Linked DNA regions of Mus musculus: region 1 is linked to region 2. The links are chromatin loops, found by intact Hi-C in ENCODE. Cell type or tissue: left cerebral cortex. All regions are shown on one strand. Each heading gives the region's core, and the rest is flanking DNA. Links, peaks and the distances in the headings are about the cores only.

Evidence for each region. Peaks named below come from ENCODE experiments on the same cell type or tissue, not always from the same donor. Only the 100,000 strongest peaks of a DNase experiment are listed, where the experiment ranks them.
Region 1: a loop joins it to region 2, with 4 times the contacts of the local background. A loop is called at or near these places in 6 of 42 quality-filtered maps.

Annotation. Positions count from the first base shown.
Region 1 is chr15:59,523,535-59,531,524 of GRCm38, forward strand. The region is part of intron 4 of Nsmce2 (NSE2/MMS21 homolog, SMC5-SMC6 complex SUMO ligase); the gene reads left to right. Among named protein-coding and RNA genes, the nearest start is that of Gm36677, 91 kb to the right of the region's middle. In left cerebral cortex, for the core only: no CTCF peak of the experiment used is centred there; DNase peaks (open chromatin) are centred at 1,743, 2,586, 2,858, 3,373 and 2 more places; H3K27ac peaks cover 706 bases.
Region 2 is chr15:59,411,008-59,418,997 of GRCm38, forward strand. Nsmce2 (NSE2/MMS21 homolog, SMC5-SMC6 complex SUMO ligase) reads left to right here. Exons shown (of 7, transcript NM_026746.3): 3 at 5,018-5,124. Among named protein-coding and RNA genes, the nearest start is that of Nsmce2, 41 kb to the left of the region's middle. In left cerebral cortex, for the core only: no CTCF peak of the experiment used is centred there; DNase peaks (open chromatin) are centred at 4,175 and 4,606.

The DNA.
Region 1 (7,990 bases), core at 1,313-6,312, 110 kb after region 2:
ACATACATATGTTTGCATATAAACAAAGATTTTGTCATCTTCTTTAAGTGCTTAACTCGCATGTGCTTACTAAGACATCTCTGCAGACTGTAAATTAAAAGAATAGCCAGCCACCGAGAGTTCCAAGACCAAGAGTTCCAAGACAAAAAATCCGCAAAAATTCTTTGAAAAATTTTTGGCTAGAAAATTATTTTAATTGACTTTTTAGTACAACTTTTGATGTTAAATATAATGTCAGTGGCAGAGAATCTAAAATAATAAGCATACTTGGGATCTTTAAAAATCCATTGTCAGTGTCCACCATGTGCAGATTTTAGTTGATTATAGTGAAATGACTGGCGGGGAGAAAGAAAGGTGTTCTAGTAAGTACTCATAAGGAATTCCAGAAGCTTCTGGGAGCTAGGACCACTGGTTCTGGAGGCACTGCACCATCTTTGGGTTCTCCAGTGGCATGGAGGGCTGCTTCTGAGCAGGCCTGGCCCTCCTCTCAGGTTTGCTTCTCAGCTTTCCCTGGTTCCTTTGGAGGAGAGGAAGTGTGTGTGTGTGTGTGGGGGGGGGGGGGGGTCTGGAGAAGCCTGAGGGCAGAACCCATGGGTTGCTGAAGTGAGCGAGCCCTGTGGTTGCCATGCCAAGGCCTGGCTGGTGCTGGCTCAAGCTCCGTGTTTGCTTTGTGGGAGCATGCCGGAACTGACCTTTCACTTGCCCTTCACGCTCTGGGTGACTCAAACGCTGAGCCATTGTTTTAGGAACTGATTATGCTTTGACAGTATGGCAGAGGTATTTCCTCAGTGCTGGGCCGAGGCTGGGAGGTGGGTAGATTTTGGTATGATTTTGCTTCAATTGGGAGGACCGCTTTTCTCTTTCTTTGGGTATTGTTTTGCTTTTTCCATCTGTAATACACATGCCAGTCCCAGATGCTGAAATTCACCTGAACCTGTCCAAAAATTGCCAAGAGATCTTGTAGCTTTCACTGGCAGCTTGTAGCCTTAGTGTGGCATTTCTGTTAAAGGCTCACTCTATCCTTGCCATCATATGGAGGCCAAGAGTCAAAACAGACAAATGTGGAAATGTAAGCCATATAAAGCTCTGTGCTTGTAAATCTTCATAGTAGAGCAACTATAACAGTGTGAAGGGAGGCTTTTATTACGTAGATTCATGGAATCTGCCCTCTCTGAAAGTTTGGAGTTGCCGGTTAAATACGTATGTATTTTTCAAAGGAAATCATCAAAAAGGACATTCCGCTCTTATTACAAAGTTATTTTAGGGGTAAATATTTTGATAGATGTGGTTCGGTGCACCTGGGAGCTGAGCCGTAGCTTGAGGCGGTTAGAACAGATGGAGCTCTGAGATAGTTCAAGGCTTGGGTTTTCCCCTGTGCAAGCACATGGCTGGTGGGCCGCAGGAACCTTAACTTTCTCCATGCTGATGTTAGAAAAGTAGCTTTCTTATGGAAAGGTCTCATTACTGAAGCGTTCGGGGACCATCGTAGGTCTTCTCTGAAATAAATGTATAGTGAGGTCTGTTGTGTACACACATTTTATTAAGAGAGAGAATGCAGTCTCTGGCCAGGAGTAAGTCATGTCAGGACTGCCTACATTTGCATCAAATGCAAAGGTCTGGGATTTGGGCGCTGACTGACTGACAGGAACAGCAGAAGCTTAGCAAGACAGAAAGACTGCTGTGAGCTTCCTTCTTTTTTGAAGTTGAGTTGAATCACTAGTCAGATTGAAATCCTAGCATATAATTTTTAAAAATAGTCTAGTGTGTCATCCAACCTTGTCAGGAAATCAGTGTACACGAGCACAGCTCTGGCTGCTTCCCGTGCTCACCTGCCATTTCAGTAGAGAGCTTGCTTGGCTAGGGACATTCTACAATTCTAACACTTCTCCCTCTTTGACTAAAGTGATCTTTTGTCAGCCATGAAAGTATTTGTCCTTGTGAAAGTCACCTCGTAGGAGCCGGGTGGTTTGGTAACCTGAGTCCAGTCATGGGGCCCCGTTCATAAGTTAGTGATCTTGGAACAGGGACCATGTTTGTTGGTGTGATTTGTCTCTGTTTTGGTTTGGTTTTGTTGAGAAAGTCTCACTGTGTAGCCCAGGCTGGCCTGGAAATCAAGCCAATCCTGGCTCGGTCCCCTAAGTGATGAGTTTTACAGGTATGAGCTACCACACCCAGTCGTTTGTCACTTCTTATTTCCTATCTCAGAATAAGTTCCCCAAGGGCAGAAACCACCTTTCTGTTCTCATCGAGTAGTTGTTGATGATTTGTTGACGGACACATAGCTGAGAACTGTTTGTGTAACCCCCCCCCCCCCGCCCCCAGCTCTGAGTTAACACATGGTGATGGTGATTTTTCAGCACTTCCTTATTAGTAGCACAGGCAGGAACATGGATATTGCAAGCTCGCCAAGCGCTAACCCTTCCCACCCTTGGTAAGAGTTCCTGATAAACCTTTGGCTTCTGAGGAGAGAGAACTAAGCCCCAGTACCTCCTCAGCAACCGCCTTTCTAGATGCGGGAAGTGGATCTGGACTGTCAGAGCTGTTCTAGTGTCATGGAGGTGTCCTGTGTTTGCAGCAGCTGCTAGCCCTATTGTGCTCTTTCACTGAACGCTCTATTAGCCTTTGTGCCATCTGCTTATTTGAGACAATACAGCTGGGTTGACTGCAGCCATTCCAACAATCAGGATTTTCTTTTTAACAATGTGAACATTGCATACTGCCTCTCATTGTACACAGTATTAAGACAAAAAATACCATTTAGAAATGGTTGTGCTAAGCTCATTTTAAAATAAAAAGGTTCTATTTAAAGTTCAGCTGGTTATAGTATAAACCGGTTCTGATGACTCATTCTAGCGATACTTTTACCCCCCACCTGTGCTTTTAGTAGTTGTTTGGGGCCCAGACAGGAAAAACCCTTACATTATGTAGATTACTTATTTCAGGCACTTGATTTAGTAGCAACTTGTTGACTAATTGAGGAAACACTTTTAGTTAGAAATAATTAGAAACACTAGAACATCCAATTTGGTGAAGGGCATTGCATTATAGGTGTAGTTCATTTGTGACTGTATGTATAAATTTAATAATTTTTCAAGTGCGTGCTTGCCTCCAGCCCCTGCCTGACACAGTTATAATCTTCCTCACAGTAGCTCAGCTGCAGGCAGGAGACCATCGTCATTTCCCAGGAAGAAGCTTGCTGGTATCTCCAGAATAGGTCAGCGAATGCAGTCTCAGCTGTTCTCCCTGCCTACAATCTTTGTGACAATCATAAACAAATTAAATGGCCTTAAAGGACTCAGAACTTTTGACCAGCAACCTGCTTTCTTCCTTAAAGTCTGTGGGTATGATCTAGTTAGCGAGTTTCCCTCACGGTGCAGAGAGGGCAGCATAGCATAGCAGGATGGGTCATCCACCCTAGAGCCATGAACAGGACTTGCAGTGGAGTTGTTCACATTCAGGGATAAGTCTTCCCTTCTAAGTTGAACCTTTCTGGAAATGCCCTCATAGATACACTCAAAGGCGTGTTTCCATGGTGATTCTAAATCAAGTGAAGTTTACAGTGAAGATTAACCATCACAGTCACTAAAAATGAGTGAATACCACTCACTGCACGACCCAGCGAGACTGGCAGAGTAGTGAGGGGAGAACAGGAGTCTCCATGGACTCTGGCGCACTTCCAGGTCATCCTCTGAGGGGCTCAGCACACTCTGCACTACAGAGTCCAGGACACAGAGTACACGAGCAGTCTGCTGCCTTTGTAGGCACTGTGCTGAAGAACAGATGCCCTGCCTGCCCTGGCTACTGCTCTCAATGATAGTTTTTCTAGAGAAAATGAAAATTGGTATTTTGCTTTTTAAATATTCACTACTGATTACATTTTTCAAAGCACTGAACAAAGCCTATTTACAAATTACAGGTTATATATGATTGGTAGGTCTTATATGGTATGCTAATTGCTCCGATTTAAGAGTTGATATTTAGCTTTTCAAATTGTTGATTTTGTGTTTTAATTTTAAGAGAGGTATAACCCAAAGAAAGTCAATACTCTCTGCTGATGAAGACTTGATCGTTTCCAGAGACAGTTTCAGTACACCAGCTGTGTGACACCCAGCGCTTAGGCAGTAAGAGTACTAACCAGCTCATGTCTTCAAAGTATCTGCCACTGTGCAGAAGCAGGACGCCACAGCATCACAGACCTGTACTGCAACCTTGAGTGTAGCAGTGTGGAGCCTCTTGGGTAGCCCTGGCTTCTTGCAAGTAATTTTGCCTGAGTCATGGATGGAAACGGCGAGATTTGGATGAGCGCAGCTGTGCTTGTCGGAGGTCAGTCTAGCAGAGCTGTTGAAAGAGCAAGCAGAAAGCCTGTGCCGGCGTAAACCTTGGCATGCTTTGTGACAGCAGTGGTATCACCACCATATTCCTTGGCCTCTCTGTGGTCTTGCTTTCTGCTTCTCTGAGTAACAGTCATACAGGTTAAGTAGTCCTTATCCAAAGGCCTCAGACACACAGTGTTGGAGGAGTCTTCAGATATCACCATTTTTGCATGTATATAATATGATAAATTAGGGACAGGACCCAAGTTTCAACTTAAAATGTATTAACATTGTTTTCAATAATTAGCCTATACATGTGGGTTAAAGATAATTTTATGCAATATTCTAATAATTTGTGTATGAAACAGTTTCGTGGTATGTGATATTCCACCCTTGGTAATAATATCTGCATCCTAGCGTTTCAGTGATTACATCAAATATTCAGGACCTCACGCGTGGCAAATGCATTGCAGTTATTAACTACTGCCCCTGCTACTGTTTGTAATTACAAAAGGCCTGAGGCCAACCACGGCTGTGCCTGTTAGTAATTGTGCCCTCTAGATTCTGCTTGGTGATCTCTGTAAAGATCAATATGGGCAAGAAAACCCAAAGGTAAAATGTAATTACATGTGAATGCACATAAAGGTTTCACAAATGCAAAGTATTGTTTGGTGTGAAACCTTGTTTCAAAAGTGAAGACATGGGGTAGAACCTTTCCATGTTTGCCCAGCACTGCTCAGACCCCATGAGAAGTCATTCGTGTGTGTTCAGGAATTTCAGCTGTCTCTGTCGCTTCTGACATTCGAGACATGTTATGCAATTTGCTTTCAGTGTCTTTAGACCTCCTGAAAGAAACATTATAGGGCATGAAAGAATTTGCATAGTGTCTGCACAGTCCCCCATCAGTGTTGGTGGGATTTCAGTCTCTGGAAAGGGCCTTGTTGAATTATTCCATTCCATGATAATATTAGAACAATAGCCAAGACTGTGATATATAGTCCCAGGAGCAGTTGATTTTTATTTGGGGGTGGGTGGGGGATACAACCAAATGAAAATAGATTGGTCAAAACACTGAAAACCCCATTTCCCTAACATCCTTATTTTTATAGCTAATGTGCCAATTGACTCATAGATAACACCTGTGTCGTTTATTTTTAAAAACCTTACTGAAATCTACATCTTAGTGAAACTCTAGGAAAAAAATCACAACAGCTGTCCAGGCATCTGTTTGAATGATGCAGTGTGAAAAGAGTTCTAAATATAATTAGAACGTAAGACAAATAAACTTGCAGAGCAGTACTCAAGTATCAATTGAACTAGATCAGAAAGAACATGCCATTCAAATAACCTAAATCTAGAGTATTTATGGTTTGCTCTGGAAAGCAACAGATGTTTGCCTTGAGTGGTCTTTATTAGCAGACTCAAAACACAACTAGTCCATTGCCACTTTCTGGGTGCAGAGAGCTAGTATACCAGGATGGGGGGCGGGGGTAGGAATGAATGGTGTCAGGCTGACAGTGTAGCTCACTTGGTAGAGTGCTCCCATACATGTGTAATGTCCCCAGCACGGCATAGAACAGACATGGTAGTGCACCACCTATACTCCCAGGACTTGGGAGGTGGAAGCAGAAGACTCAAGGTTCTCCTCTGCTGCAGAAGGACTCTGAGGCCAACCTGGGCTGCAGGAGACCTTGTCTCCACAAAACTGAAGTGTTAATGACCCGGCACAGCGGGCTTTTGCAGGACGTCTTCATCACACCAGTATTCCCAGGATGCCCTGTTTCGATTTGACATTCCAGGCACCCCAGTTAGCACCTCTCACCATCTATCTTAGTCTGTTTTGTGTTTCTGTAGCAGAACTCTGTGACTGGGTAATTGATAAAGCAATTTATTTCTCACCATTGTGGCTACTGGGGAACCTAGTGTCACGGTGCTAGAAACTGGCAAGGGACATTACATCGTGCCATCTAAAGGTGGGATTCAGAAGAGCTTTGCTGTTGTGTTGCGGCTGCTACTGTTGGCTGGTTGGATTGTTTTTGTTTGTTTGTTTGGTTGGTTTTTGTTGTTCTTGGTTTTTTGTTTTTGTTTTTTTGGGGTGGTGCTACTGGATATCAAATCCATGTTCTTAATGAATGTCAGGCAAGCTTTCTACCACTACACTATACCCTCAGCCTGCTGAACTCACAGTCTACTCTCAAGAGTGCCGATCCACTCATGGGGAAAGGGCCCTCCTGGTTTAGAAAATTGTTGAACGTCCCATCTGTTGACACTGTTACCGTTACATTGCATTGTGTTTCTAACACATGAGCTTTGGGGACTGAGGCAACATCTGTCCTTCCTTCCTGTCCTTCTCAGTAGCTCCTAAGTGTCCATACTTGGCTGAGACTGGTTTCATATTCTGAGAATTCAAAGAAGAGGGTAGACAGTGTCTCCTTTCTTTTAAAGGCTAAGTAACATGATGCACATTTTATTTCAGGTACTATTCGGCCTTTAAAGCTTTTAGCATTGTCTGGCATACAGTGGGTATCAATTAATGACCCCAGTGTATGACAACATACACGTTTCAATAACTGTAGTTTATGGAGCGCTTGTAATATTCTAGAAAATCTTTGTACATATATGCATGCAAATTTGTGTTTAATCATTGTTATCCTATGAGTATAGGTTATTGTCCCAGCTAGTCCCAATTCATAGATGAGCTGCCTGAAGTTGGATGGTGATCTGGAGTTGTCCAAGGTTACACGTATGCCAGGTGTGTCTTAAGTACAACTTTAGTCCTTTACCATTGGAATGTTCCTCAGAGTCTCTTCCCACAGTCCCCATTTCCCATTGTCCAACAACTTCCTCCAAGGACAGTGCTTGCTTGCAGCATGTGTTTCCTGCTGTTCAGTGCCTGGGAAAACTAATTTCACTGACTCCACTGTGAATATGCAACTTTGTAGCTTTTTCTCAGGGCTACAAAACTTTGAGAAAACAAGAGGAAGTTACCAGTCACGCTGAAAGTTGTCATGCTAATAGGTTAATGATCATACTAATGATTAGTAATAGTAGGAGGGAAGTGAGGGAGGAGGTAGGGTATGAGTCTATAATATCTGCCCAGTTTGTTTCAGGGTGTTCAGATTCTTTCACATCTCTGAACGGCCCACGCCTCACTAAGTCTCCCTCCATTTGGTAGGTGAAGCAACTGAGACCTAGAGCAGTTGGCAGAAGACATTGCTCAAAGCCAAGAATCTATTTCCAGCAAAGCTGAGATTCAGATGCAGTCTAGTTCCTTTTTATCCTAAGAAAAACCTGCCTGTCTGGTGGTTATCTATCCCAGAACCTCAGGGGTCGAGTGACCTTCCTCTAATCCCACCACACATGCCCTTCATCTGTAGGATTTTACCAGTCATGTCAGAAACCTTGGAATTAATACCATACAGAGTTTGCATCTCTGGTTTTGCTGTGAATCCCATGGCACACACTGCCATGTACCTGTTGCCTCTGACTTCCACAGAGAGTGAGAGGTCTTGGCACGTATGTCTTTGTACAGCTCTCCCAGCAAGAGGCCGTCGTTCAGTAGATGCCCTAACTAGGAAAGCCTGCTTCCCCAGGACCTTTCCTCACAGTCCCTCTCACTGAGTCATCAGCTCGCTTCCTTCACTCTCAGCCTACACGTTCACTCAAGTCTCTCCTTC
Region 2 (7,990 bases), core at 1,140-6,139:
ATGGGTATGAGTATTTGCCTGCATAAATGAGTGTACACTACATGCATTCCTGGTGCTGATGGAGGCCTACGAGGGTATCAGATCTCCTTGATCAGGCGTTATAGGCTTTCCTGAGTTGTCATATGGGTGGTAGGAATCGAACCTTGGTCCCCTGCAAGAATCACAAGTGTTCTTAACCACTCAGCCACCTCTCCAGCCTTCAGTACTATTCTGATACCCATTATAGAGGTGTGGAAACAGTCTTTCCAAAGACTACACAGTCCACAAGAAAGAAATCAAGCAGACTGCCCCTTCAATTATGTGGTGTGCAGCTTCCCACGTCTGGGTTATTATGTGATGGGAGGGCTGTGGGGAGGCAGATGGCAGGAAGGTGGAAAGTCCTCCAGGATTTCTCCTGGACTTTGGGAAGAAACCAGCTGCTGACTGGTTATATCATACACCTGATACTGCACACTTACTTCTAGTGGGAGGCAGTTATAACATGGGCATTCAGTTTTAATTTTACCACACTAATATCTGTGTGGAGGAATAATTACAACTTTGAAGTTCAGTGTAGTGAGAAGTAACCAAGTTTCTATTAAACATTGCTCAAGCACTGAGTAAGTCATTAAATTCAACTCCTGATGAGTGTAGATTGCTTAATATCTGTCTGTCAGGAGACACACAGATAGACAGATAGATGTCACTAGATGTAGGTAATTGGATCTGAGTTTACAGAGAATTCAGGTTTTGGTTTGATTTTGACACAGAAGTTGAGAATATTGTTTATACTGTCATCTGTTTGTATTTCTCAAAAAAAAAGGTAAATGTCTTTTACAGAAAATATGGAAGAATCAAGTTCTCATATAAAGAGATCTGGAAATAACTTATTCCCAGTCTTTAGAAAATAAACTTTTCTGGCTGTGTGTGCCATTTAGTCTAAGGAATTTAAACTAAAGTCAGGCAACCCTTGCCACCATCCTTCTTCTTCGCCAAAATGGTCTGTGTATTTAATGACATTTCGTGTTTATCAGATTCTTCTAAGTGTGTGAGTCATGTTGACTCACAGTCAGCAATCCTTAGCAACACTAAATGTCTGCTTTGTCTTAGCTTGGTAAGTCACTAATAAAATACATGCTGCTGAATTTAATCAACTCCATGTAATTGGTTGTTTCTGTTCAGACATGCTTGTGTGTGGCTTTGTAGAATAGAAAAATTAACCTGATCCCACAGTTTTCTTGTTGTTTGTTTAGAACAAAACTTTAGAAAGCAGCTTGACCCTGGACAAAGCCGTGCAGCTGATTAGATATGCAGGTGGGAAGAATAAGTAGGTGACATTTGTCTTGAGGGTGTGTCTCTCTAGTGTGTGTGTGCACACATGTCCTACTTGTAAAAGTAAAGAGATTTTATGGGTTGATAAGAGCTGGAATACTAGGTCCTCTTCTGGACAGTAGAGAGATGTTAGAGAGGGGACCTTATATCTGAGATCATAGGGAGCTTTCAACAAGGGCACCTCAGAAATCCATGTGAGGTGTAGTGAAGTTCAAGGTCTTTGTATGTGGTTTGCTTGGAGAGACAAGGAGGGCAAAGCCTACATTTTGATGTTTTAGTGAAGGCTGGGCTAGTAAAGGCCTAGAGACTGTGAGTGACTTTCAGCTCTATTTCCCAACCCCCAGAGCTGGACCTCAGGGAAGTTTATTCCATGGGCTGCAGGCACAGCACCCCTGTGGTTAGGGAAGGCCCTGTTTAGAATAAGTAGGTCCAGAAGTGTACCTCTTACCCCCCCTCCCTCACTGACCTGGTTGCCGGTCTGGAATGGCAGTTGGGTTGCTCTGTTGATCATGACCAGGTGGACAAGGATATGCCATGATAAGAACTGCTTCCCCCACCTGCTTCTGCTTTTCAACCAGTGGCTTAGAAAATACTGAACAAACAGGCATGAGTCAACCCTGGATAGTACTGCATCTGAATGGGGAAAATAAATATCTCATGCTCCCATACTGCGCTACATAAAGACAGCATATTGCCATGCTTGTCACCTAGTTCTTAGCCACAAGTTGGAAGTTATTCCTCCTTAAGAGTCCATGTCCATAAAAGCAGCTTACTTGCCTCCTGCCCTCCTTTCTCAGACCAGTCTCTACTTTTGCCACGCTCTTCTACACCGGGACAACTGGCATCAGTGGCTATGGTTTCGCCTTCAACATTCATATTTGTTCCCGCCTCAGCCCATTATCTTCCTCTCATTAAAGCCTATAAATTTTGTTTGAAGTTGGGTTTGATTCTAGCACTAAGTCACCCATTTCTGCTTAATATACCTTCAATGCTCTTTCAGTGCTTCAAAGCAGGGAATAGTAAGAGTTATTGCTGTTGGTGCATTTTAGCATTGAGTAACAGATGACGTGTCTAATGAATAGCGTGGCTGCTGAGATTGCATAATTATAGGTTTGTCTGCCTTTAGGAAAACCATAAGCAGGCCAGCTTCATCCAGTTAGAGACTTCTCCAATTATGTAAGCATGAGAGTATTTCATTCTAAAATGAAGCCTTCTTCCAGTGATTCTGTTATTCTTTGTCTTGGGGTGGGGGTTGTTTTGTTTTATTTTGTTTTTTTGGGAGTTTGCCCCTGAGTAGGAAAAACAAAAACAAACAGAAACTGTCCTCAAGGGATGAGTTGTTTTGTGGCTCTTTCTGGACTAAGCCACACTTAATAATGTACATGAGGTCGTGCAGGCTACAGTGGTTCTGCATAGTGTTAGAAATAGGTCTGATTGGCATTGTTGGGTAGGTTTGTAGAACAGCCTAATGCTGGCATGCTTACAGACAGCTAGAATTTTATAGTGCAAAGCAGGGATTATCTGTGCCCTCTGGACTTGGTTTGCTGGGGTGGAGGTAGGGGGACATATTTCAGCTAGTTGTACTAACTTTAACTTCTTGGAACAATTTCTTAATTAATGTGCCAGGTGACAGGTTTCCCAGAGGCCTTGAGTTGCTCCCGTGGGTCTTCTCCATGTGTGCATTGGCTTGGAAATCAATATTCATTAAGTTCATGTAGATTCATTCAGTTACTGAGAGAAAGGGTTGGATCTAATACATTTGTAGGATGACATATTGAAGGAATTTCAATATTCCCACTTCTCTCAGACCTTGTTTACCTGGGGGAGAGCAATTAGATATATGTAATAAAAGTTATTTCTGATCATGAGTGCTGCTTAGGTTTTTTTGTAGGACTCTTGTTCCCCACCATTTCTCTATAGTTCTCTTTGTGACCTGACAGGAAGTTTGTAGTAGTTTCTGTCTGTGTGCTTGGTTGCTAGTGTTTAGACTCGTGTACCCTTGATTTTTCAGCATCTGGACTTGGCTGATGTTCTCCTAGCATTCAGTCGGTGACGTGACTGTTGTCATAGCACTTTAAACTACATGTGAGGATGGGAAAAGATGCTTTCTCTGTGTTAAAACTTAGTGTATGTCTAACCTGGGGGAAGCATTTATTTTCTTACTCATTTCTTCTATTTGAGAAATTTAGACAGAGCCTTTCAGAGTAGGTCCCCTAAGCCTCCAAGTCAAATTCCCAGTAGCCTACTTAGAAGTATAGTTCTAAGGGTCTAAACTGGAAGCTCAGCTGACGCTCACAGATTGCCTTAAATCCTTGTGAAGGAGTTGGAGTCTTGATCATAATCTGTTTTGTCCAACAGAGTAGCATCTTTGTTTTGCCATTAGAAAGTCAGAGTTTGGAAGTTTCATTCTTCTGCTTGGTACCATTGTTGCTTAGAACACGGTAGTTGAGCTTTCTTCTGTATATAAAGCAGTAAAATCTTCCCATCTCTGGTTGGTCTGTGGTATGAGCCTGTAATACCAGCTATGTTGGAAGCCAAGGCAAGAAGAGCCCGAGTTCAAGACCCATTTGAACTACATAGTGAATTCAAGACCAGTCAGGGAAATTTAAGGGGGCTGGGGATGTAGCTCAGTGATAAAATTCTTGCCTAGTATGTGTAAAGCCCTGGATTTAATCCCTAGTATTGAAAAAACAAAGTAACCAACCACCGGTCTCACTTAGCCAGATATGGTGCTGTAAGTTGTACCATAAATACAATCTGCTGTGCATGGTGCTGGTGCCTAATGAAGCATGCACTACCGTTGCTGCTGTTGGTATCACGGTGCGTGTATGTTCTGTTTCCTCATGGCCATTACTTCCTGTTCTTTGTCATCTACACCAACCTCTCTAATGCTGGTCCTGAGGGGAGGGTTTTAGCATCTTTATGTGACTCTGCCTCCTACCCTACCCAGCATTGGTAGCTCTTTTTTTTTTTTTTTTTTTTCTGATGAAAAAAAAAAAAACACAGTGAAAATAGAGTAGACAAATGAGTATATACCATATGCTTTCTTGATTTTAATTCACCAGAATATCATGTAGGACACTCCCAGATTAGAAAATAATGATCCTAGGAAACATTAATTCTGCAACTCGTTGTTGGCTCTCAGAGCACTAACACACCGTTCTTGTCCACGAAGCAGTGAGAAAGACGGGGTAAGAAAGGCATGAGTATTTATGGTGCCAAAATACGAAATGAAGGTGCTAAGATAAATTAAGCAAATCGTTTCTTCTAGGTTGGTATACTTTCCGAACAGATGGGATTTGAGCTCAGTTCTTGAAGGATGTTCAGATTTAGTCTGGTAAATCGTAGAGAGGGTTTTGTGAAACTGTGTGTGTGTGTGTGTGTGTGTGTGTGTGTGTGTGTGTGTGTGTGTCAGATGCCACGGCCTAGGAAAGCCATTGGAATTTGTCTCATTCTCGAAGAACAGCGGTGAGGAAAGAAGAGCAGGATGTCACATGAAAGAGGCAAATGCCCAGAAATTGCTCTCAGACGCCTGGAAAGCTCTGGGAAGGGAGGGACAGACAAATAGACAAAGTTGATGTTGAAGGGCTTTTGAAGAAAAGTACAGTACTTTACAAGTTAGCCTTTGGATGATAGTGTTTGAACTTTTTCCAGATGTGGCATCTGAAGTAGAAGACAATAATGGTGGTTTCTTTTTCTCTTTCAGCTGAAGTGAGTAGTGAGTACAGTATGGACAAGGCCATGGTTGAGTTTGCTAAAATGGATCGAGAACTAAGCCATTATGTTAAGGCTGTGCAGTCTACAATCAATCATGTAAGTTTACTCCACTTCCCTTCCAGTGCGCTCACAGCTCAGTCATCTAGAAATGGAAGCACAGTCTAAATTCTTTTCTACCCTTAATGTCTCCTTGTCCTTACTGAAGCAGATGTTGATCAGCACTCTCATGGAGCAAAGAATCTGAGGTATTTTCCCAGCTAGGCACCTAGGCTAATTAGCATATGAAAAGACTTTTAGATTGGCTTGCATTTTTATGTGAAGAGTTTTAGTTTAAGCTCCCTCAAATGAGGAGATTTTCATTAAACTGTTAAGAGTGTGTACAGTGTGTTTCTGTTGTCATTTGACTAAGCAGATAACTCAGACCAGGTTTACTTACTCATTCTCTAGCTTTAACTAATATGCATCTCTTGCAAAATTTTTAGAATCAGATAATTTGGAAGCATTTATAGTAACTTTAAAAATAAAGTTGGCATTTCAGTTGTTTCAGAAGGCAGACTTACCTCTGTTGACTCCAGCTGTCACAGGAACAACACATAAGGCAGTTAAGGTGGGAAGGCAGCAACATCCTCTTTAGTAGTGCCATGTTGAGTAAGAAGTGAGCAATAAGATTGCAGTAATGGTTCTGAGAAACCCTTTGTCTCTGGAAACTCCCTGCCGAAGTGACTTTGGATACCTGTGGAACAGGGTGCCTTGCACTTCTGGTTTCTTTATTTGTTTTTTATTCTTATGGCTGTGGGAAAATTCCAAAATGCCACTATTCAGATGAAGATAAAATTTTATGTTGTCTAATACTTAAGCCACTACTATGAGCATTAAATATAGATATTTTTCCTGCTTTTCAATGCCTAGTCTTTTGTGTAATGTAACTGTAATTAAGAATAGTTGTTTATAGCTAAATAATAAACTCACTCAAATTATAAAATTCCAGTGGTTTTTGGCTATTGTGACTTATGGTTCTAGTTTTTTGAATAATTTTTGATGTGAAAATACAATTTGGCCGGGAGTGGTGGCACACACCTTTGTTCTCAGCACTTGGGAGGCAGAAGCAGGCTGATTTCTGAGTTTGAGGCCAGCTTGGTCTACAGAGTGAGTTCCAGGAACAGCCAGAGATACACAGAGAAACCCTGTCTCGAAACAAAACAAAACAAAACAAAACAACAACAACAACAACAAAAAGGAAAATACATTTTGGTGGCATCAAATTTGAAAATGGGTAATAAAGTAGTAGGCCCCCAGTTGCCCTCACACTTTTGAGTTTCTTCTGATCTTTGGCCAACACTTTACTGCATGCAGAGTGGATGGATTTAGAGATTCTGATGCTTGTTACAGTGTTCCTGGGCTTTCATGAAAGAGAAAACTGTCTTTCTCTTTTGAGGTACCAAATTACACTGTGATTGCAAGTGTCACGCAAGACCACAGTAGTCACAACCTGTAAAGGCTTTTGAGACATGCAGTCGGGAACTCAGAGGGCAGGACTGAAATTTGAGGGGAAAGTTTTGACATGACTTTCTGGACTTGAAGATATGGCATTACTGCATTGTTGCTTGTGCTGAGGTATAAAGAATGAGTAGCAGTTGGGGAGGGACCGAGGCTGCCAGCGCTGTAGAAATTGCAGCAGTCTGGGGTTGGAAATGGCATAGTTCTCCCACTTCCTCAGGTACCATCCTTGGTCACAAAAAGTTACTCTTGGAACCTTATGTTCTTGGTTTCATCATAAAGGCATTGATCTGCCAGTTTCACCACTGTTAAGTGAACCAGATTAGATAACCTGTATCAAAACAGTTGGGCATCCATAGCTCTTGACGGAGCTGTCAAATACTGTGTTGTTGCAAACCCAGATTCCTAAACAGAACTTGGAAAGATGGGACACACACTTTCTAGAACACCAGTACGTTGTTCTGTTTACTGCAGTTTGGGATACTTTCCATGACCTTGGCTTACTCTAAAATTTATGTCATGCAGGATTAGCTTTAAGCTCATTGAGGTAATATGTAAAGTGTTCATGATCTAAAATGGAGTTGTAAGTCAGGTTGGATGATGGGAAACTCTGGGTTCTGTCATAGACTTCTGAAGACATAGTACTCTCACTTAGGAGCTTGTGCCAAATGCTACCATGACCTTTCTGATTATGAACTTTTATATAATAAGGCACAGATAGTTTTTTTAAAAAGATGTTACTTCAGTCATTGAAGTACTTATCATTTGAACAGACAGCTCTCTTTTCTACTCCCCTCTTAGAATTTGAAGTTCATGTTTGGGAGGTTTACTCTGCGTTTAGATACCTGGATTAGTTTACCAGTAATTCCTTGGGAAGTCCCTTTAACAGTTCACAGAAGCTCTTAGATTGCCACCCATTGTCTTGTGAGAAGTTGGTACTACTGTCTCCCATAGGTCTGAAAGTTTAATTAGGAGTCAGTATTCATTACCTAACGGGAAAAAGGATCCTGGTTTTAGCAAGTTTGCTTGTAGGTGGAATATTAATATAGTGTGTGCTACAAAATGACCAATTCCCAAAACATTTCTGAAGACTTTCAGAATGCGTGAGTTTAATGCCTGTGAGCTATTTGGATGGAGACTTTTCAGTCATGAGAGCACACGTGTTATAAAAGTGTTGTGGAAGGAATGAGGGTACACTGATAATGATACCTGTCATCATCACTGTTTACTGCCTTTGAAAAACCTGTTTTCATCTTCTGTGGAGAGATTTAAATGGCTCTGCCTGCCGTACCTTCCCTTGCTTTCTGAGAACTCCATTAGATGGCTTTCCCTCCACATGTCTGTTGATTTTTTTTTTTTTTTTTAATGTATAACATACCTATGTGCCAGGCCTTTGTCTTTCTAGGGCATAAAAAGTCAGTGAGCAAGACCTACATGACTTTACCTATGATTTCTGAAGTCTAGA